Regions from separate parts of the Mus musculus genome. Here regions 1 and 3 are each linked to region 2. A link is a loop called in an ENCODE intact Hi-C map of the cell type or tissue named here. Cell type or tissue: gastrocnemius. All regions are shown on one strand.

Region 1 (8,000 bases), 60 kb before region 2:
TACTTCAAGTCACTGCAGGAGTAGGTAAATCCTTTCCCACTTAGGCCGGGCAAGACTCCCCATTTAGGGGAGCAGGCAAGCAACAGAGTCAGGGTAAGCCTCCACTCCAGTTGCGGGGGAACCCTCACGAAGACCAAACTGCACATGTGCTACATATGTGTGGGGCAGGGGACTAGGTCCAACCCATGTATGTTCTTCAGTTATTGGTTCAGTCTCTGGGAGCCCCCAAAGGTCCATGTTAGTTGACTCTGTTGGTCTTCTTATGGAGTTTCTATCCCTTCTGTGTGCCTCAATCCAAGAAGTTTGTTCTTTGGTATTGAACCATCTTTATGTTTAAGATAGAAGGAGATTATCCTAATGGCTGTGAGAGAATGAGGCAGCAGAGATGAAGAAGCCAGAGCTTGACTGAGTGCCAGAATCTATAGTGTCATTTATTTCATATGCTGGTTGCTGGGCCCGGGGAAATACACCTTCTGTTTATGCTTGCAAACCTCGCTTTCATCTCCAGATAAAAGTGTAGAGGGGAAGTTGCCAAAATTAGTCCACCTTTTGGGTCCAGGCCATGGTTTAAACTTAGATATAAAAGAGATCAAAGAGTTTCCATTCTAATTCAGATAGTAGCCTCATGGCAGTGCAGCTGGGGGCAACATAGACCCTCTGAAGCCTCTCCCATTATGAACTTCTCACAGGCGCTTCTGGGCTGCAAGGCACAAAAGGAGGCAGCCATGTGTCTGATTGTGAAAGGACTGCCTGCCTTCCTGCACCTGACAGAGAAGTGCCTGTGTGGGTGTCTGTAGGTAGCCTCCTGGGTAACTCCCAGTTTCTCCTGAAGGCAGCCTGGAGATGAATAGGCAGTTTCTCTCCTGGCCCCTGCAGAGGGGATTGTGTCCCCAGTGTTTCTTGTAGATGAAGCAAATCTCTTTGAAGGTTCTTCTTAGTGAGATCAGAGAACTATCACCCTTCTTCATTTTATTATTGTATTTTAGTTGTGTAAGGGGAACACATGTGAACACACACGTGGGTGGAGGGCAAAGGTTGACACCAGATACTCTCTCTGTTCATTTTCTAACTTACCTTTTGGACAAGTCTTCATTGGACCCGGAACTAACCCATTTGGCTAGACTGGCAAAAGATGGAGCCCCAGGAGGCCTCCAGTCACACATCCACAGTTCTGTGTTTGCAGGCATGTGCTATGGCACTAGAGTTTTACATGGGGACCCGGGACTCCAAACTCAGGTCCTCATGTTTGCAGAGCAAAGACTTGAAGGGGGAGCAGAGCAAACACTTTAGTGATCAAGTCATTTCCCTATTTCTTTTAGGTTTATATCTTTATGTATTATATTTAGGTTTCAAAGAAGAACTTCAGAATAACGTTCCTGGGGGGTGAAGTAGAAGTAGTTAGCAGACCCTTGGGCTCTGAGCATGAATAGGACCATCAGATATTTATTATCCCAAACAGGAACTCTTGTGAGCACTGAGGCACATTTGTAATTGAACCTGAACTAAGCTGAGACTGTCTTAACAAATCTGGTTGTGCAACCAATCCTGCCCAGGGTACTGGGAAATTTCTGGCCCTTAGACACTAGTCTATTACATTTTTCTTACATGTGGCTGGGCATGTTCTAGTCACTCCCTTTGGGTTATTACAGATGACCATTCTCTGCCTGTGACAGGAACCTAACAGAAAGAAAAAAAATGGCTAAAAAATTTCCGGATGAGTCAGAACACAGACCCTTTGTTAAATGATACAGCTCCAGAATAGAATCTGTAGCAAAGAAAATGGTCTGTACCGAGCCTTTAAAGAAGTCTTTCAATTGATTTTTTTTTTCTTAAGGGATGCCACTACCCACTATTTACAAAGACAGACTTGAAGGGGGAGCAGTAATCCCGCGGGCTGTTTCTAGCAAAGAGGTGGACATTCAGTACCAGGGACACAAGCCCGCTGTTGTAGCTGTCCTGCACTGTTGGTGTGTGTGTGTGTGTGTGTGTGTGTGTGTGTGTGTGTGTGTGTGTGTGTCTTATTTTTGTCTTCGCTCTGTAGCCACATGGCTGTGTTCCCTTTCTGTTTGTTTTCCCATTTCCCTTCTAAATATTTTGCATCATCTGGGAGACTTTGCCAGGCCGAGGTCGGCTCGCTGGAGGACTGCATTCCTCTGATCTGTGGCATTAGGTTGTTGCCATGGCAAAGGCTGCTTACCAGGAGGAACACTTCTCGGAGCTGGGCAATTCCGAGCTCGTTTCTTCCTCTCCTGCACATGCTTGGCTATTCTGACAGCCACACCGGCCCAGAGAGGGCTTTCTCCAATCGTAAACTATGTTCCTGGAACGTGAACTTCATTTTGTTTGCCTTTCAAGATACAGAAGTATTTGGTTCTGTTTATTTTTGTTCCAGATGGGCAGGGCCCTCTTGCCTGTTCTGACTAATCCACTCGTCAGGGCTGGAATCTCCTAACAGTTCCTTCCTCCAGGTAAGTCACGCCACTCAAACCTGTGAGGCAAAAATGCCACAGAGGACAAACGGTGACCCCGTAGTTAACAAAGGCAAGCCATTTGACAGAGGCCTCTGTTGACTGTAAGGATGGCTGGAGGTTCTCTCTCTCTCTCTCTCTCTCTCTCTCTCTCTCTCTCTCTCTCTCTCTCTCTCTCTCTCTTTCTTTCTTTTTTTCAAGAGAAGAAAAGCTTAGTCCTAACTGGACAGGTCTTCCTTCTCACATTCTTGTAGGGGAACTCCGCCTGGGGCGAGATAAGGGCTCAGGGTTGACACCCTGATTATGCCTACCTCTTTATTTGTTATATGTGGACATCGACGCCATCTAATTAATAAGAGCAGGAAACAGTTTTTGTTTTCTCATTGGAGGAAAACATGAAGTAACGGTTTTATCTTAATTTGTCAGGCCTTGCCCTAGAGACCACGGCCATGTGGGCAGATGGCCAAAAGCTGTTCTAAGGCCCAGGCACCAACACCTAAATATAAAAAAGAATGCTAATTGGTTTTCCAGCTGAAAAAGAATAAGGGCCACAGTGCCAAAAAAGGAAACCCCGAGTTTACACAATAGAACCTGATAGCAATCTGGGGCCTCCATTTGTCCTCCTATGGAGAGCGAAACAAAGGGAGGAATTTTGCTCATCCGCCTCTGTAGAAAGCCCGGGCTCTAGTGCAGCTTGGTGCAGCACCAGGCTTCCCACCGTGTTCCTGCCAAATCTTCAAGATTTTTCCTGGCTGCTGTTCAGGAAAGTACAGATCTGTCCGCAGCACGGAAAGTTAAAAAGGCCCTGCTTGGATACGCTGAGTATATACAAACACTGCCTGACGTATGGAGCGGGTGGCTTCGGCACAAGCTGCTACTGGCCTCCTAAGCCACCGGTGGGAGACTGGTAGAAGTCATTTTGATGAAGTAATTGGGATTTTAGCAAGAGAAGACTAATAGACATATTTTCAGAAAATCGGCATGCCTTTTTCACTTTAAGGACTACTCACCTTACTTTTCTCATTAGTACATCGACTAACTTTCAAAACGCAAATCATGTGGTGACTGAACTGGGTCACATTGAGCCATCTCTAACATAAAGGTTGATTCTGTCATCTCTAGATGCAGGGCACTAATTACTGTCACCATGAAGGGCACTTGACTAGGAGCCACTGTCCCCGCAGGGGTCTGAGCTGAGACTCTGACACCGATTTGCTGGTTGGCAGTCTTGTCTGGAACTTCATCCTGTAAGTCCGGGAGAACCTCACCAATGAGAGTGTGACTCATTAAAAAGGATTTTGGGAGAAAGTCAATCGGCTGTCTGTGAATTCTAGGCTGCCTTGGTCTATAGAGCAACCAGCCAGGGCTACATAGTAGACCATGTCTCCTCTACTGAACAAAAGAGTTTGAAGTCAGAATGTTGCTCTCATTTCATTGCCGTCACTGGAGAATTCAGTTATTAATTAATGCAAGGTGTAGTGAATTTTCGTATGTATGTGTACGTGTTTGTTTGTATGGGCGCATAAGTGTGCAAAGGGCAGAGGTTGCGATTAGGGTGTTTTTTCTTTTTTCTTTTTTGGAATGAGATCGCTCACTGAGCACGGAGCTTAGCTGTTCTGTCATACTGTCTAGCCAGATACTCTGGGGATCCTCGTGTTTGCACCCCAGCGTTGTGATTCTACGGGCATCCCATTATGTTTGGCTCTTTTCCTGGGTGCCGGGAATCTGAATTCAGGACCTCATGCTTGTATGGGAAACACCTCACTGAGTGAACCATCCATCCAGACTCCTTAAAGTGATCTTTAATTATGTGTTTTTGTTTGTTTGTTTGTTTGTTTTTATTGGATATTTTCATTATTTATATTTCAAATGTTTTCCCCTTTCCAGATCTCCCCTTTGAAAATGCACTATCCCATCCCCCCTCCCCCTGCCTCTATGAGGGTGCTCCCCCACCCACCCACCCACCCACTCCAGTCTTCCAGCCCTGGCACTCCCCTACACTGGGGAATTGAACACCCCCAGGGCCAAGGAGCACTCCTCCCACAGACATCCAACAAGACCATCCTCTGGCACGTATGCGGCCAGAGCCATGGGTCCCTCCATGTGTACTCTTTGGATAGTGGTCCGGTCCTAGGGAGCTCCAGGGGGTCTGGCCGGTTGACATATTTGCTCTGTGGATGCTTAAAGGCTTCTTAGAAGGGGGAACAAAATACTCAACTGGAGGAAATATGAAGACAAAGTGTGGAGCAGAAACTGAAGGAAAGGCCATCTAGAGACTGTCCCACCTGGGGATCCATCCTATATACAGTTACCAAATCCAGACGCTATTGTGGATGCCGGGAAATGCTTGAAGACAGGAGCCTGATATAGCTGTTTCCTGAGGGGCTCTGCCAGTGCCTGACAAATACAGAGGCAGATGCTCTCACAGCCGACCACTGGACTGAGCTCAGGATCACTGATAGAGGAGTTGGAGAAGGGACTGAGGAGCTGAGCGGTGATTTTTAATTATGATATATATATGTGTGTGTGTGTGTGTGTGTGTGTGTGTGTGTGTGTGTGTGTATACACACACATGTATATATACATATATACATATATATGTATACACACATACATATACACACACACTATATATATGACATATATATAGCACACATCATCAGGGCTGAGCATATCTTTATAAATAAATCTAAGAAAAATATAAAACAGGTATAGTAATTATTCCAACACCTATGATGCTTATAAGACTAGTCATATGTTTAATGATACAGCTAAATTTAACCCTTTCAAATACAAAGATATTTGGCAAATATGAAAACTTATTCTCAAAGCAACCATCTATCCCTAAGTAACTGACTTAGACTTAAAATTTTAATCCCAAACTTCAGGGTTTTTCCCATCTCACTATGTGTTGTGCAAGCAGCTTTTCCCCCATACTATCAATGTGGTTGGTGGGCCAGAAATAATAAAATACAAGCAGCTACCTAATTACCTGCCTACAACAGTCTGTGGACAGAGAATTTTGGAAAAAGTGAATAGGAACAGGTAAGCATTACTACCATCCTACCCAAAAGATACCCACTAACTGTAGAGTTGTGTTGCTTTTCTATGGAAACTTCCTGAAGGGCAAGAAGTGGATTTCACTTGACTTTCATCCATCACTGTGCTTAGGACAACACTGCACGTGCGCACAAACACACACACACACACACACACACACACACACACACACACACACACACACACACACAGTGTCCTGAACACAAGAAGATCCCAGATTTTACAAAACAGTTCCCTTTCTAATCTTTCTTTTTTAGCACCACTAAACATTCTGTATCCCCTGGTGTGCCTCAGTCCCAGATACAAGACTCCCAGATCTGATGGCCTTCCTGGGTAGTCTTCTCATTCTGACTGGGGCCAGGGCCACTGAGAACATTTCTGATACTGGTGAAGAAGTGGGGTTTTTTTTGTATCTGAAAACATGTCAGGAACCTAGAAGCTGGAAAATAGTTTCAAATTCTTGCTTGGCCTTTGTAACTAGACAACTGTAGAATACACTTATATTGTCTTTAGTAGATCAATACCATCGATGTTGGTAACTTTAGAGAAAGGTACTAAAAAATTTAATCTCATACCATTTGTGTTTTCCAATTCCTGTAATTGATGTTACAATCAAATACAGTAGTGAATTTAAGACCTTTTTTTTAAAAATCATATAATCAACCAATACATCTTTAAGATACTGTCTTGTTCTTGGACTCTCTATGATTATTGTACTTGTCTAAGAGTATTTAAGAATGAACATCATGTCTCAATTGGTGACAATTCAAAGTGCCATTTGTATGATAATTACTTTTGTTTCCCATGGATGCCCTAAAGTCAGCATTTGGTAAAGCTGAACTGAGTCAGGCTAATCTTTGTGTGGAAGAAAGCTGGTTCCTTGCCACAATGTAAAGATGTTTCTTTAATGTATCCTTTATCCTCTAGTGACCAAGGCTTGCATTAGGCCTTAGACAAAAATATATACTCACAAGTGCATTATTTGGGGGCTTCTTGTCTTGAGTACATCAGTATAATAAATGAAACCAAAGGGATAGTTGAAGTTTTATTTACACTGTCTTACCTGCTGGTTTCCAAAAGATAACTGCCTCTCTCGCCTGTGTATTAAACTTCCTTGAAGTACTTACTAGCATCCTTTGAAGGCAGCCACTGTAACCTGGGAGCACTTTAGACACTGATTTCTATGTAGAACAAATCCTGGACTTTTGGAGCTCCTGATCTACTGTGCTTCTCTGAGAAGCAGCTATTTGCACATTCTTCCTGCAGTGCCTAGAGGGAAGTATTAATAGCACTTGACCTTTGGGAGAGGATCACAAGGAAGAATATTGTGGGAGACATCTGATCCAGCATGACCAGGCACAGTGCCCTTCCCTCAAAGCACAGACTAGTTTCTGTACTAGCTCTTTGTTCTCCCATCATCCAGTATATGGATATTTTCTTCTCACCCTTCCACATCCACACCCAAGATAACATGCATTCTGATATCCTTTCCCCTCCACATCCTCATCTCTACCTCTTCCGCCGCTTCCTCACTCTTAATTTCTTCCTCCTTTCTTCCCATTCCAACTCTTTCTCTCCATTCTCCTCTTCCTTCTACTTCTGTATCAGAATCTCCTTGTGTAGCCGATGATGATCTTGAACTAGCTATCCCCATCTCAGCCTGCCTTGGGTGAGATTACAGATGTACAGCCCGATGCATAGTTATGATGTTAGAGCTTGAGCTTCCTTTGGGAATAACAAGAATTCTTATTCCCATCTCTAGAAAGACTTCATGTTGGCCTGAGGAGAAGGAGGAGAAATATCACCCTTACATGCCAAAATGGGGCTGACAGGGTGGCATGGACTGGGATGTATTCCGGAGTATGCCATTATTGTGCTGCAGAACGTGGTGGGACTTTTGGTAAAACAAATGATTAAGCAACAACAGCAGCAGCAGCAACAACAACAAACTGTTCTTATTTATGGGCCCATCAGTTAAGAAAGAAGCTATATTCTACTTTGTTCAACAAGACTGATTTTTATGGCCTTTGCACACATGTGACTGATTCCCAAGTTATATACACCACAAAAGGAGTGGTATACAAATGCTTAGCATATTAAACTGCTTAACTTCAATGTCTGTGGACTTCCAAAGCCACAGAAGAGTACAATTACAAACTAGAAATATTTTCTTAAAAATATCACAGCATCAGGGTTAGGAATGATATCGCTCCAATTTTAGTATATGTGCTACCAAGGTGAGCACAGGTAGGTAGTATTAATGCTATCACATAGGGCTTAGAACGTAGGAACAAAGTAGATGAGTGAAAAATGTATCATAAAGGACTACATAAAACTTTAAAACAACATTTTCTTTTAAGTGGTTTTAATCTTTTTCCCCCAAGCTTGGAAGTAGCATCACCATGTGAATGTTTGAGAGGAAACCTCTTGTATAACTTGGGACTGTGTTGTGCAAAGAAGCTCTGGTTTCTA
Region 2 (8,000 bases):
ATGTGTACACATACAGTCACACACATGCATGAGCATACACACACATGCAGACACACATAAACAAGTATAGTCATGTGCATCTACCTATATCCATACAAACCACACACATGCACACACATAGTTCATTTTCATACTAGTAACTCATCCTTTGTCAAAATCTAACAAGGCTTGGAGAGCTGTCCAAAAAGATTCTTGTGTATGTGAGTATGAGGCAGGGGATGAGGGGAGGTTATGGAAGAGAAAGGTGAGGCAGAGAAGGAAAGGGCCTAAAGGGAGGAAGAAGAGAGGACAAAAGAAATAATGGGGGAAAGAATGACAAAATAGCCCATGTTTTCTAGCATATGGGGAATCTACATTTAGTAACATCTACATGTAGATATATGTATATAAGATGGGAAGGTGGATAAGAGAGGGAGGGGACAGTGAGAGAAGACAGAAAGGAGATGGTGACATGGGACACAAATTAGCAAAGTACAAATTATGCATGCATATGAAAATATCATAATAACAAGAAATGAAGAGAGCACTCCACATTGGAAAGAGTGTTTGTGATGAAGGCAAATGCTGGGTGCCTGGCCTGTTGGTGAACATAGAACACAGCATGGAAGCCATGTTCAGAATGACGTCCAATTTTCTGCAGCAGCACTGCACCGTCTGCCAACTCTCCTCTGTCCCCAATTCAAACTCAGTAGCAGAATATAGAGTGAAAAGAGGGGTGTGTGTGTGTGTGTGTGTGTGTGTGTGTGTGTGTGTAAAACCATGCTGTATATATTTCCTAGACAGAGCTGGCACTAAGTTTCTTAGAATGACAATTTTCAAAGTTTCACCCTTATAGCTTATCACTTGCAATTAAATGGAAGTAGTTCATTTTTAAAATTTGACTTAAACATGTAAGACATGATGTAAATTTCTGATTGTGAATGCCCTCACATGCTAAGTATTGACAAACTTGAATGTCAGTCACTATGCCCTTATCTCTATTGAGGATTAGAATTGATGGTTCGTTTGTTTGAATACGTGATTCATATGTCTTTGCTCAAGCAGGTCTGTGATATTAAAACAAAAATCAAATCAAATCAAATCAAAAAAATAAAGCAAAACAAAAAACCAACTCAGGATCTTTGTGAGCACATAAGAGAAGTCTCAAACTAGGTGGATGAAGTAGTGTAATGGAGCAGGCTTCCAATGGTACCAAGTTAAAAAAACAAACAAGCAATGAAGATGTAAGGGTAGCACTTCCAAATGTAGATGACAATGTGCGTCTCACAAAAGGGTAGGCGAGGAGGCTGGATTAGTACTTGATGCTCTAAGTAGTGGCCTAGAAACGCTATTTCCATCCTGGACGTTGGCAAAAGAGTAAAGAGTAGATCAGAACAAGAGCTCCGAAACTGTGGATCATTGGCACCAGCTTCCCCCAGAAACTTGTGAGAATGTAAATCCTTGTGCCATACCCAAGATTTACTGAATCAGAGAGTGTGAGGAATAGGTTCCAGTTATTTCAGAAGTCCCCCAGGAGACTCTGAGGCTGCTCCAATTAGAGAACCAATGACTTATATCAAGAGTGAGAGCATAGGCAGGAAGTCCAAAGACAAAATTACAGTCAACCTCAAGATGGTTTCTAGTTCTGAAATGAAATTCTGGGTATGGTGATAGAGACAGTAGGAACAGACTAGGCAAATAACTGTTTCAGATAGCAAGACAATCTGAATGGTAAGAATGCATGGGATTAGCTAGTACTGTTCTAGGGATGGTATGCTATGGCAAAATAGCAATGGCCTGTGGCTTAGAAATGAAAGAAGAAGAAGAAGGAGGAGGAGAAGGAGAAGGAAGGGGAGGAGGAGGAGGAGGAGGAGGAGAAGGAGAAGGAGAAGGAGAAGGAGAAGGAGAAGGAGAAGGAGAAGGAGAAGGAGAAGGAGAAGGAGAAGGAGAAGGAGAAGGAGAAGAAGAAGAAGAAGAAGAAGAAGAAGAAGAAGAAGAAGAAGAAGAAGAAGAAGAAGAAGAAGAAGAAGAAGAGAAAAAGAAGAGAAAAAGAAGAAGGAGAGAAGGAGTTGAGGAAGAAGAGGCAGGAGGAGAAGAAGGAAGAAGAGGAAGAAGAGGAAGATGGGAGATGGGGAGAGGAGGAAGGGATGAGACTGTGGGAAGAGCAAGCCAAGCCCAGTAACCAGCCACCTTGAACATGTCCCATTGTCCCTTATTCTGAAGGGACATATATTTCCTGTCCATTTAAGTGAATTCCTGCCTAAGGGTTGTGTTCACAAATGATGTTGTGTCATCCCACAAGCTAACACTATCCCCAAACTTCAGAAACACGCATGAGAGGAGAGCACATCTGGATGGAGAATCAATCTAAACAGCTACTGCAGCCATCTTGGTTGGTTGTAAATGCAACAGCTTTTCCCCCTGGTTCATAAAACTGTGTTGGTTGAGTACAGACCTAGCCCTCTGGGTATAAATTATGAGAGGCTAAGTTAGTCATAGACACTATTTATTTTTACCTTTGATGGGATAAACACATGACTTATTTGTAACCAGTGAAATAGAAGCGTAGGTAAGTCGGCTGGGGAATTCTGGAAGCAATTTTTCCTCCAGTCTAGAGTGTAAGACATTCATTTTCCTCCTTTCTTTCTTATCACGTATGCTGTGTTAGGGAGGGGTGCCAAGGAAGTGACAAGGCCTAGGATGGAGGCCCAGTGGAAGACAGCAGAGTGGACAGAATGACAGAAATTCATGGGAGACGACTCTGGTTGGATGGCAGTCCCGTTTACATCTACAGAGACTCAGTTGTTTTCAATTATTGCTCCGGCATTCCTGATTGCTCACCTTTTTCTAGGAAACTACTGGGGCTGAACTTCAGCAGGTCTGCCAGCCCCTTTTATCCCAGGCATCCAGACTTGTCAGGCTCATTTGGAAACCAGACACCCATTCAGCTTCGTTAGTCTCCTCATCTGATCCCCTCTGTTCCTGAATTCCTCTTTATACTCAGAAATCTTAACTGCTGTGAACTGGAGACTCCCCTATAACCAACGCCTCTTCATTTCGTGGCTGAATTGAACTCCTAGATCTATCTCAAAGTCTCTGGTGCCCCTCCCAGGCAGGTTGGTTGCAGTGCCTGAGAAGTAGGTAGTTGCTTTCCTTAGGCAGTCTCTCTTATTTGTACTAGTTTCTTTTGATTTTTGAGAGTCACAGTTTTCTTTAAGCATGATATAGCGGCCTTAGACTTTACCCCCTATTTCTTTTCCAATCATTCTATTCCATTTTTTGTTGTGAATGTTTAAAAATTAATTATTGTGTTAACTAGCGACTCCAATGGCATGCTCCCAATGAAAGGGCAAACTAATTAGACAAAGCTACTTGAGCATTCGATAGTACAGCGAGAGGGAAAAAGGGCACTTCAGGCTAGAGTGCTGGAGTGTGTGATTATATCCCCACATAATCCAAGGATGTGGGATCTTTGAGTACATATGAGTCTCCATTTTCTGTTAAACTTCAGAAATTTTCTCCACGTTCTTTGATAATGTCAGTCCCTGGCTCATGCTTTCTTCCCTTTTGTTGTTGTTGTTGTTGTTGTGTGATGACCTCAACAAACACATGGATTTTCATACAACACTTGTGCTGATTTTTCCATCTTCCTAAAATCCAGTCCCCTTGCCTTCCTTCCTATCCAGCTGTAACTGGAGAGGAGATTCCATGGGATCTCCCCATGTGTCTGTTTTGACTCCTAAGCCCAGATTTCTTTTGAATTCTACCATGGTATCCCAGTCCTCAGTCAGATGTTATTTATGGAGAATTGACTCCAACGTGTCTACATGCAATAGCGGTTGACTAGCAATGGTAACTGGGTAGAAGGTGCTTTTGTTACTGGGTGAAGGGCAAGACATCCTGTGGAAATGCACATCGAAGAAAGATCAATAACAGCCTTTATAAATGTCATTTAAAATGCCATTCAAAACAACCATAAAGGTTAATGGCATTTTGTTTTGATTGTTTCAAAATATATTATCAGATTAAATAGAAGCTACGATGACTTGCTTCCCATGAAAGGACAGAATAATTAGCCACAGTTATTTAAGCACCGGTAAATATATGAAAAACCAAAACAACACACCCTATTAATCAAACCACAATGCCTGTCAGGTTGTGTGCTAAAACTTCTATCTACACAACACAAGGAAGCAGGCCTTTTCACACAGGTAAGCACTCAGTAAAGTCAAGAGTTAACATTGAACAGTTACCAGGGGTCAGGAAAGGCATTTTTTATGCAGTCAGGGACAGTCTTAAGTGTTCTAAAGAGTTACAGACAAACTCAGAAGACAAGTTCAGATATGCCAGGTCATTTTAAGATGAGAACTTAAAACTGTTCTTGGGTGGTGGTGTCTCTTTGGTTACCATAGCAAAGTTGGAAGAGCTTAAACACTACGTGTTACAAATTGCTTAAGAATGACTCAACCCTGACTCTCTTGCCTATGGTGAAACTCGTCTGAAACACTTGAGTCAATTTGGAAATCTATGCTTAAAGACCAGACACTGCAGTATGGTCAGGACTTATTAAAAAGAGACAATCTGTAATATCTTGTTTAAAATAAGCAGAAAGCCCCCGCGCTTCACCTGGGCAGCACAGTAGACCTAGCCTGGTGGCTTGGGTACAGGAAAGCTGATGGGTTCAGCAACTCCAACCCAGGCCCAGATCCAGGGCTTTGAATATGCTCACCCCAACATCTGCCCCATCTGTGAAATGCTGGAGTGTGTGAAGGGGCCAGTCCTGCAGATCCAAAGCTGCAGAGTTTCCACGACACAGACCGACAACAGGATATCTGAGAGAAACCCCAGTGAGATTCCAGTATTGATAGTATAGCAGAAGCCAGAGGCCTCAAACCAGACTCATTGCAATGAACATTTGGAAGTAAAGAGGTTTGGCCAAAGGAATACCCGTGTGACACATTGTGACACACTGCAGCTTCCACAGTGAGATTTTTGTTGTTGTTTGTTTTGTTTTGTTTTGATTTTGAGGTTTTAATTTTTTTATTTTTATTTCTATTTTTTGAGGGGAGGTTGCAAGGATGGAGAAGATACCCCAGGACTTGAGATATAGATGCTGTAAAGGGGTGACGAGATGAGTGGGATTGGGGGTGCATGGTGTATAATTCATATACAATAAGAAGTTAAAAACAAAAAAAATTGTTAAAAATGTCCCAAATGTGAAGGCCAACAGGACACCTGAGCGACTGGGATTCCATCAGTGGAAATTACATATATATATATATATATATATATATATATATATATATATATATATACATATTTATATATATATGCAAAACATCACTTTCTCAAATCCTATTTGTATCCAAGATTGTTCTATTTAGAGATGAACAGTGTACGTGCAGCCTCCCTGAAGTAGTTCACAATCAATGAGCATCCAGGGAGGGTATGAAGCATCTCTCATGGACCACTGTGTAGAAGCTGATGCTGAGTCTGCATCTTCCTTTGAATTTCCTGGACCCCAAGACATTTCCCCCTTCTCCTTCCTCACTGAACCCACTGCTCTTGAGTTCCCACTGCTGTTTGGAGGACAGGAAAAGCAGAGATCACTGTCATGTCTTTTAATATCCAAGATGATGGCTTTTGTGGAGAAAGAGGACACCTCTGGTATTGCCTAAGTACCAGCAATTGTTCTACACTCTCTCTTAGTGAGCCTTTTGCTACTGTGAACTGTAATGATGTGGTTGTCAAATTCATGCCGTACCAGGCATAAAAAAACAAACAAACAAAAAAAAAAACAAAACAAAACCAAAAACCCTGTAAGATCTGCTTCTGAGAACTGACCTAGAATGATTTTTTAATGAGAAAAAGAATATTAATCTATCAATACCAGGTAATTAGAATTTAAAAAAAATGTTCTACATGGTTCACATTTAGTAAAAGAAACACACAAATCTAGATTTAAAACTTCCATTTTCAACTTCCAGGGAATTGCTTAGTGTTGGATTTTGTAGTAAGGGAGCTCAGTCAGGGTTCTATCCCCCCCTCCCCCCAGCCTGGGAAGATCGCTCTGTTGCTTCACTGGTCAGTTGCCTCTTCTAGCATTTGCTTATTGCTTCCACAGTAGTTAGTAGTCCTCAGCCTTCCTAAGCCTGTGACCTTTTAGTACAGTTCCTCAGGTTGTGCTTAAGCCCCAGCCATAGGAGTATTTTCATTGCTCCTACAAATGGTAAAGTAATTACCTGTTTTCAGATGGCCTTGAGACCCCAGTGAAAGGGCCGCAACACACAGGTTGAGAACCAGTGTTGTAGACTCTTGAAAAGAGATGTGTGTATGAGGCATTTTCTTTTATTGCTAATGGATGAAGGCGGGCCCAGCCCACTGTGGGCGGTATCATTCCTAGGCAAATGTGCCTGAGTTGTGTAAGAAAGGCAAAAGGAACAAGATGGTAGAAACATTTCTCCAAAGTCTGTTTCAGTTTCTGGCTCTAGGATCCTTTCTGAGTTTCCCTCAATAAGGGATTCTAATCTGTAAGCCAAATGCCCTCTGAAACTGTTTATGGTAATGGTGTTTATCATAGCAACAGAAGCAAACATGGGCATCAACTAACAACAAACATGTCCAGGTATCTTGAGCACCTCTTAGACAAGGAGGCCACAATCTTATACTGCAAGGGCAAACTAACTACTGAGGGGAGATCCAGGCCTGGTGGATCTACACCATCCCCACATTTCATTTGTTCCATGATAGATACATGTAATTATTCTTAGTGAATGACACTTAGTGTCACCCTCATTCTGTCTCAGTCAGAGGCATTGGGACAGCCAGCCGGAGGACTTGGGAAGAGTCTATTCTGCTTTAGCCTCACTTTGCCAATGGGGGGGGGGGGCATTAAACATTATAGTCAAAATGGACTGGAAAATATCTCTACTATTTAAGGCAAACCAAGGCAAAGATAAGAGTAAAGTGGTGTATTTCACCAGGGCATTGTATGCTGAATTGGATGACAACTTTCACACCGTTCTGTGTGTTCAAACTCCAAACGGTGCTTTTCACCATCGGAGGAGCCAGAATGCAGATGGGATTCAGTGTGCTTGTTGAGTAAGTACTTAGGGATCTATTCCATGAGTGTGCCTCTATGTATGAGTGTGTCTCTATGTATGTGTGTATGTGTGTGTGTGTGTGTGTGCTTCTCACACACAGAGCAGCAGTACTCAACAGTAACTGAAAACAAACAAACAAAACACCAAACCAAACACCCTGATCATGGGTCAGAAAAACTAAGATTACTAAGACACAAACATTCAGAGTGGGGGCAAGGACAATGCGCAGGATGTGTGCTCAGCACGCACAAAACTCTGAATTTGACCAAGAAACAACATAAAACAGGTCCAGGGTATACTGGTGAAACCCCAGCACTTGGAGAAAGAGACAACGACGATCAGAAGTGCAAGGTCATCTTTGTCTATGTAGCGATTCTGAGGCCATCCTAAGATACATGGGACCCTATCTCAAAACAAAACAACCAACCCAGATTCAAACTGAAGAAAAAACCCACGCATACAAAGTCTGCTAATAATCTAGAATCCAGACCCAAAAATACTTAGGAAATTTTATAAGATCCTATTTATAGCTAGGCATAATGGGGCACACCACTTGAAAGCTTAACATTTGGAAGGCTGACACAGAACTGAGAGTTTGAGGTAGACTAGTCTGGGCTACCTAGTGAGACACCGTCTCAAAAAAAAAAAAAATCCTCCCAAAACAACTAAAAATGCAACACTTGACTCCTTTTAAAGTTTAACTAAAAAAATAACAGACTCCTGCATGACTTAAGAATTACCAAAAAGTCCTGGTTTCAGTCTTTATGAAACCCACTCTTTATCTGCAAAGACAAATCCAATCTGTCTGCCCTAGCTGCAGCTGCCTTTACTTTTGTCAGGAATATTTTTACTCTTGGAGACAGTGCCCCCTGCTGTACATGACACTCAACTGCAGAAGGATTTTCCCACTCACAAAAA
Region 3 (8,000 bases), 86 kb before region 2:
CTCATGAACTTATCAATCAGTTCAAGAAATATAAAATATATACTAACTGCTGTGTATAAGACATATATTTATGAATGAAGCATTCATGCGTCTTATATTGGAGCAGTGAATTCTCTTTTCTGTGAATCCTCAGATGGCCTCTCTGGTTTATTAAGTCTCTGAGGGAGCCCTGACAGTCTGAACAGATTTTTGACACAGGAAACCCCATCACCTACCACCATTCAGGTCCTCATTAATCCAGTATGATCTGGATTTCCTCTGGAACTTTCCCTTCCTCTCTCTTTAAAGCCTGGTCTCTATTTCCAGCACTCTGAATCCTGCCTTAGTTGCTAGAGACAGCTCGTTTGAGTCATCTAAATCTGTTGTGCTACAACCTATAAGATATACTCAGCTATGGACATTAAAAAAAGAAGGGAAAGAGAAAGAGGAGGAGGAGGAGGAGGAGGAGGGGAGGAGGAGGAGGAGGGGGAGGAGGAGGAGGAGGAGGGGGAGGAGGAGGAGGGGGAGGAGGAGGAAGAGGAGGAGGAGGAGGGCCTGAGTAGTCTGGGAGGAGGGAGGCAGGCAAGGCAGAGATGCCTGTGGCTCTCCATAGGAAGCTCACCTCTCCACCAAAAGGAAGCGGGGTAACCAAACACATCCGTGCTTGAGATGTGGGTTCAAATCTCACTTTAAGGCAGCAGAGAGTGCCTGAGGACTGGCTCCCCTACGTGAGTATAGACAGAAGCAACCTGAAGCTGGACTTCCTGTCATTTGGATCTGTAACTTTTCTTTTAAATGGGATGTTTCCTTTCCCTGGGGACAAAGGGAAATTCACTGACTTTTCCTTAACGGTCTTTATCTCTGCAGTTAAGTTCCTACCGTCAGAGCTTTAGCTTCTCAGCAGCCCTGTCCTCTAGGTTTGCAGAAACTCTGGCTCTTCCTTCCACGACCATGTTTTTTTGGAAAGGTTAACTGCGCATGTGTCCTCGGCTGCCTCACCGATTGCTCTTCCACAAGCCAGTCCTTCTTCTGCCAGTCTGCGTTCAGCTTTCATTTGTCTGCGAAAATTGTCTCTCAACTACTAAAGCGTTGCCAACTCTCCAGTTTTAATTGCCCATGCATATTTCTGCCCCTCCCTTCTGCCTCAACCGAGTCCCTGTTCATCCCTAGGCCTCTAGATTTATTAAATTCCTTTGATTTTTTTTATCTAGATGTGGAGTTAGTGAAATTATTTTTCTTCTCTTTTCTTCATCCAAATATAGATATTTTCTCTGTGACCTTGCTTTGACCCTTTTATTCCCCCCACCCCACCCCCATGCCTTAGCAGCCCCAGGCTTGCAGAGAACACTAGGTCCAAATCCTTAACTATGGCAGGAACCTGTCCTGTGTTCTCTCCTCATTGTTTCAGCTCCAGGACACTGAAGACAGTGTTCACTCCCTTCTCTGGGGCATCTGAAGGAATCCTAACAAATCTCACAATCGACGCCTCTCTTTCCAGTGATGCAGTTGGAAATAAAATATACAGGGAACGCAATTGCTGCCGTTTATCATTTTAACTGTCTCTGCGGGTGATGTCTTAACAACATTCCATACACACTGTTGATTGTGGGACGCAATTCAGTCTTCTGTAACTGAACATCAGAATTCAAGAGTTCAAACCCCACTTCTAGGACTTTGGTCTGAGGCGCAAATCCCTCTAAATGCATTTACTAGGCTAAGATGGAGATTTACTGTACCTTCATTTCCCCACGTCTTAGTTTTCTTAGCTTGAGAGGTGCTTTTCTTCTTCATCCTTCTCTACAATATAGCCCAACCTCAGTTTCCCTTTCTACTCCTCTCCCCCAGTCCTCCGCCCCAGTACCTCCTGTCTCCCCACATCCACTAGTCCTCCATTTCCTTCCAGAAAAGAGCGGGCTTCCCAGTGATAATCAACCAACCTTACATAACAGCCTACAGCAAGCCTCATACTAGGGCTGGACAGAAGGCAACCTCTTGTTTGTGAGTTCTCCTCTGAATCTCACAATTCTCTCCGTCCCAGGCAAATTATCACAACAGTGAACGATTTCCGAACTTCCCCTTTAGCTTTCCCATCGCATCACCACCCGGTCTTTTATTGCACAAACACCAGGTCTAGAAATTGTTTTCCTCTCAGCTCTCCAGCTGCTGCCTGGCCAGGCACTGCGTGAGGCATTCGCGGCTGACACAGGCAGGGCTTCCTGTCCAGAGCAGAAAGGAAGCCGTGCTTTTGGATGAACCCTCATTGTCCAGGGCTGGAACAGCGATCACCCGGCAGTGATAAGGCCCTTCCCAATGCAGCCGCACGAATCTCACTAACCTTGTTAAGGAGAAGAGGAAAGAAGGGGCGTTCCTAAAATGACTGGGAACACCGTTTGCCAGCCCCGCATATCCCAGCAACCAGAAGAAACGAAAACACACCTAGTGGTCAGAGTATTTATCTTGCCAGGGTTTCTACCTCCTTGGTTTGCAAGGGGAGTAGAAAATGACACCCTGCCATCGAGCCATTAATTACAAACAAAAGAAGGAGTGGAGAGACTTAATTTTCAATTGACTATCGGGCTTGATGATGTGTTCTGGGCTGTGTGGTTCTCCTCTCTTATTTCATTGAAACCCATTGTTGAGCAATCTCCACAAGGGCCATGTAGTTGTCTCCTTTTATTTCACTGTTAGGTGCTCACCACCCTTTCTTTTACATTCTTGTTTCCTTCAAGTGGCCTGCTAGATAAAAGGTGCTCTTTTGAAGGTTTGTTAAATAGATGCTGCCTACAGAGAAACTCACATCATTAGTCTGTCGTCCTGCACCCAAAAATATACTTGGTAGAAGCACTTTCTCAATTATCTTAAGATGTATACGTGTTAAATAAAAAAAGTTCCTGCTTTTCAAATGATAATAGCTAAATAGATCAATTTCCTCCACTGTGTGTGTGAGTGTGTGTGTGTGTACATATGCTTTCTAAGTAAAGAGATATAGATCCTCTTCAGCGACAGGGAATGGCAGTGTTTGCCCAAAATAAGTGTATGTAAAGGTGGGAAATTTCACATGCACACATACATAACCTGGTGTAACTAGCTGGCACAGATGCCAGCAAGGTGGATACCTTTAACATCCTCATCTCTTAAATTATCTACACATCATGGTGATTTGAATGAGCAACATCTCCCACAGGTTCATCCATATAAACACTTGGTACCCAGCTGGTGGCGCCATTCAGGAGGTTATGGAACCGTTATGAAGTAGAGCCATGCTAGAAGATGTCACTGAGGGTAGGCTCTGAGAGTTTACAACCTCACCTGAACCAGCTCTAGTTGGCTTTCTCTGCCAACTGGAGTTGAAACCGTGATCCCTCAGATGCAGTTTGGCTGCCAGTTGCCGTGTCTACACTCATTGTATGGACCCCTCTCTCTCCAATCATAAGCCAAAATAGACGGTTTCTTCCTCAAGGAGTTTCTTGCCATGATGTTTTATCAGAGCAACAGAAAGTAACTAAGATACACATGCTAAGAGGAAAAGCATTTTCGGCAGAGTTTTCAGGATGCACTTGAGAACATCTTAAATATGCTTCCTAAGTTTTCCCTCTTATTAGCAGTCATTTTCAAATGAATGTGACCTGAGGAGGTTAAACATGTTCAATCAGAGACATGGTTCACTGGATAAAAGTGTGTAATGCTCTTGCAGAGCACCTGAGTTTGGTCCCATGCACCCACAGTGGGCAGGCAGCCCAATACTGCCTATAATTCCAGCTCCAGGGGACCTAACACACTCTTCTAGTATCCATGTGCACCCATACTCATGTGCACACACACACACACTCACACTACTAAAGATACATTTTTATTAAAAAAAAGTAACAGGAAATTCTTTTGTTTTAGTGGGGGGTTTTGTTGTTGTTATTGTTGTTGTTGTTTTTAGTGATGGTAGCACACTGCTATATAAAATATTGAACAGTATCTGGAGATGTGTAGTTGAATTATGCTAGCTGTGTACACACATCCCTAAACCCTTACTGAGGCGGTATAGATATCTGACATGAAGATCATGTGCTCAGGTCAGGTCTTGGGATTGTGTTTCTTTCCTCACAAACTGTGCTGTTCTCCCTAATAATCTTTGTCCATTTCATCCCTTTTCCCCATCCTGAAAACGGGACTATTATACTTAGCAACTCAGCCTAGTGACAATTATATCACAGCCTGTGATCTCAGCAGCATGGGATGGAGCTGTTGTTATTGGTTTCGCTCAAAATATGCAATCAACAAATAAATATATTCCTTAATCTTGGAATAATTGCACGAGGTTGACTAAGGATACAATCATCTTGTGGGGTAGAAGCCACAGGATAGAGTTTCTCATTCTCTTATTGCTGTTTAATGAAGCTTAGCAGGAGGATATTAACTCTCCCAGATGACAGCTGCCTATTTTTAGCTATAAACTACTCGAGATTGAGGAAGCCCCTTTGCCTATCTCAGGTCCTAAGTGCCTAGCACAGAGTTTTAGCATGTAGTAAGTGTCAGAAGCACGTTTCCTGAAGTTTAGAATCTTGTTCTGAGGCTATCCTATCTTTAAGTAGAGCAAAGAGATTCACAAGAGAGCTTCTGGTTTTAGATGTTTATTGCTAGGTTTCTAGAAGCACATAAGTATTTTTAGTTGTTAGAACATTATGACAAGATCACATTTTAATTGTCTTGAGCCACAAAAGTAAATTTGGTTAAAATTGTAGTATGAGCACATATAATATTAAAACTTCAAGAGGATCATGTTGTAGTTCAAAAATACATATTATTTGAAATAATGCCAGTGTCTATAAGGCTAAGAATTCTCAGGTGGTACGTACCTAGATTTCGAGCAGTGCTTTGACAGTGTTTGACAAGCTTATGCTCACTCTCTCACTCTATTTCCTTTATCCAGACAACAAGCCTGACATTCACTGTTATTTCCTCTTAGAATAAGAAGAAACTGAGTCACAGCTAAAGTGCTTCATTGATTAGGATTGTACATCTAACAAAGCCATTACTCAGGGCACCGGGATTCTGGTTTGGGGTAAACAGTCTGTCTTTCTGAAGCTTTCCTTCTGCATCTATAAAATGTAATCACGGAACCCACCTTTTAAGGGTTATTGTAAAACTGACATTAGCAATGATAAATGATTGACATTAAGTAAACGATGCCTGGAATTCAACTGTAAAGGGCCTACCTTGCTCAGTGGACAATGTCAAGAAATCAGATGGGAGTGAGAGAGGAGATATGACATACAACTGAATGAACGCTGACCAAACTAACTGAGTTACCCGAAAAGGATACACAGCATGGGATATAGGTGATAGGGACCACAAGACAGTCACTTGAAGATCTGGAAGACTAGGCCTACCTTACATGTCTTGGAGACCCTTGGAGAGAGATCACCATATGATGTTGTGATACCCGAAATTCCACAGTGGATGGGATTAAGTGAATATGTCCTGCCCTGTGGCCTTTGCAATGCTGTCAGGTTGGCTGATGAGTCACTTTTATCTTTATAGACATGCTCTGTTCTCCTGCCTGTCTCCACATGCCCCTTGTGTGCACCTAGCTACAGAATGCAGACATAAATCCCCTAGAGGGCTAGAGATGCTTCATATTATCTGTGGTTCAGTCTGTCTTCCAAGAAGTTCAGTGGTCTGATTGTGAAAGGTGGCCTTCAGTGAGCTAAGTTTTATTCAGTGCTGGAGTTTTCATCAGTGAATTTAGCAATGTATCAAGCCTCCATAATTGTATAACTCTTGTTGGTTTGATCCCCCCCAAAATATAAATTGATTAATTATTTTACTCTTAGCTCACTATGTTGTGAGAGATTGGCCAAAGGAATTTTTGGCCTTCATTATGGTTAATCATGAAATTTAGGATCTCCTTTAATTTTAATGAGTAAGATTGTGTGTCTGTGTTATGTTTGTGTGCGTTTACAAATGTGTATATGTGTCAATGTGTGTAAATGTGTCTGTGTGTACGTGTGAGTGTGTATGTGTGTATGTATGCCCATGTACTTGTGGAGGCCTGACGTCAAATGCTCTCTGCTATTACTTCCCGCCTTATTTTTGAGACAAAGACTCTCACTAAATCTGAAGTTCGCTGATTTTACTTTACTAGCTGGCCAACAAACTCCAGGAATCCACCCGTCTTCTCCTGCACACTGTTCTTGGATTATGGACACAGCCCCTCAAATGCAGCCTTTTTCGTATGGGTTTTTGGTAGATCAAACTCAGGTTCTCAGACTTGAACAGCAAGCAATTTACTGACTATGCCATCTTCATCCCCAGAGATTTTCAAAAGAAGAATTCTGAGTCTGTGATTCATAGTTGCTGTCTAAACTCAGACGGTGCCCAACAGGTAAGCACTGCCCCCTATCAACAACATTTAAACAGATGTCTCAGAAATGGGATGCATAAGAGAGCCCTGGGTTACTTCTAGAGCATTAGTCAGTGGTTCCTCCCCCTGAGTCTAGGCATGATCCCTCCATGGTTCTGTAATAGAACTGACCTAAAATCTTTCTTTAGGATGTTATGAGAAGTTGACCCCAAGAGAAAATCTCAAGAGAATAAGAATTCTGCTATTTACATCTTAAATAAAAGCCTTGTCAAGATTGGAATGAAGCTGCTTCCAGGCCCGAGCCAGGGTTGACTCATTTCATTGGCTGAGTGGGTGATGCTCATTCTAAGAACTTAGTTCTAATTTGGTGTGGCTAGTGAACCGAAGTGTTCTCAAAGGGCCTCTCGGAAGGTCTTGCTTTTCCCACTATTTGGTAAAATAATAGAATTAACACTTTTTTGTTTGTTTGTTTGTATATGTGATGCCTATTTTACAATATGGCCAGTTGCTTATCCAGATCCAATATGAGAACATTTGCAGCTGTTTGGAACCCTGTTCAGGTCAGATTCACACAAAAATTACCTTCCTTAGAATTAGTTGCAATTCAGAAATCCTAACAGCATTTCAAACCCCCATCATCTTTGTCAAGTAATCTTGCCTAACCATAGGAAAATTACATTGCCAATTTTACCTATATGAAGGGAATGGGATTCCATGTGATGTGGTACCATCTTCTGATACCATCATGTGATACCTTTTCAGGATTTGGCAGACTGTATCCTATCTTTACTGGAGGTGAATGGCAAGGGGACTTGAAGTAGTTACTTTCTGTTGTGACAAAACACCATTACCAAAAATGATTTATAGAAAAGTCCATTTTGTCCTACAGTTTTGGAGAAAGAGAGAGAAAAAGAAAGGGGAGGGAGGTGGAGAGGGAGAGAGAGAGAGAGAGAGAGAGAGAGAGAGAGAGAGAGAGAGAGAGAGAGAACAAGCATAATTGTGGGGAGGCTTGGCAGCAGGCAGCTAGAGTGGGAAGCTGAGAGACATTTTCAATTGCAAACATGAAACAGATAAGACTGATAGTGGGGTGAGACTACAAACCCTCAGAGCCCACCCACAGTGATATATTTCCCTAGGCTAGACCTCCTAAATGCCCCATCACCTTCCCAAATAGCACCACCAACTGCAGACCAAGTGTTCAAATGTATGAGCCTCTGTAGGACATTTCTTATGCAAACAACTACAATGGGGTATTGTAGATTTTAGGCTGGATAAAGTAGATGTCACTATTTTACATAGAAACACTTTTACCACCGATACCCATACCAAAGCAGATTGTCTGTTACCTACTCACCCTCTTCTCTCCCCTCTGCTCCAAATTTTCCGGCCAGATAATCTAAACTCACTCAGCATCCAAAGTCCTTTTGTTCAGTTTAGGGGTACAGGAAATTGAGTTACTTCTTGGGGTCTGAAGTGTCTGTTTCTACTTGCTGCGCCCCCCCCCCATCCCAATCTCAGGCAGTCATTAATTTGTTTGCAAGAATCAGGTTATATAGGTGATATATACTTATTTATTTTGGGGTTGCTTGTTAACTTACATAGAACTGATGATAGATACAGTCTTCTATAGATTTGCTCTCTGTGTTTTAATGTATTCATATCTCAT

The links. Hi-C counts contacts between places; a loop is a spot of excess contacts. Peaks named below come from ENCODE experiments on the same cell type or tissue, not always from the same donor. Only the 100,000 strongest peaks of a DNase experiment are listed, where the experiment ranks them.
Region 1: it touches region 2 in a loop (2.3-fold over the local background); 8 of 42 quality-filtered maps call a loop at or near these places.
Region 3: it touches region 2 in a loop (4-fold over the local background); 2 of 42 quality-filtered maps call a loop at or near these places.

The regions. Positions count from the first base shown.
Region 1 is chr6:17,165,839-17,173,838 of GRCm38, reverse strand. Gm4876 (predicted gene 4876) reads left to right here and starts at 2,006. Exons shown (of 3, transcript NR_153844.1): 1 at 2,006-2,468. In gastrocnemius, a CTCF peak has its summit at 3,206; DNase peaks (open chromatin) are centred at 3,176, 3,652, 4,154, 4,567 and 2 more places; H3K4me3 peaks cover 2,734 bases; H3K27ac peaks cover 7,116 bases.
Region 2 is chr6:17,105,845-17,113,844 of GRCm38, reverse strand. The region is part of intron 1 of Gm4876 (predicted gene 4876); the gene reads left to right. Among named protein-coding and RNA genes, the nearest start is that of Gm15473, 44 kb to the right of the region's middle. In gastrocnemius, CTCF peaks have their summits at 3,095 and 7,968 (motif pointing left); a DNase peak (open chromatin) is centred at 7,945; H3K4me3 peaks cover 367 bases; H3K27ac peaks cover 1,864 bases.
Region 3 is chr6:17,192,105-17,200,104 of GRCm38, reverse strand. D830026I12Rik (RIKEN cDNA D830026I12 gene) reads right to left here and starts at 2,354. Exons shown (of 3, transcript NR_102305.1): 1 at 2,315-2,354. It overlaps Gm52892 (a long non-coding RNA gene), which reads left to right and starts at 534. Exons shown (of 2, transcript XR_003956407.1): 1 at 534-707; 2 at 847-1,189. In gastrocnemius, CTCF peaks have their summits at 3,193 (motif pointing right) and 6,371; DNase peaks (open chromatin) are centred at 1,006 and 2,190; H3K4me3 peaks cover 2,086 bases; H3K27ac peaks cover 3,596 bases.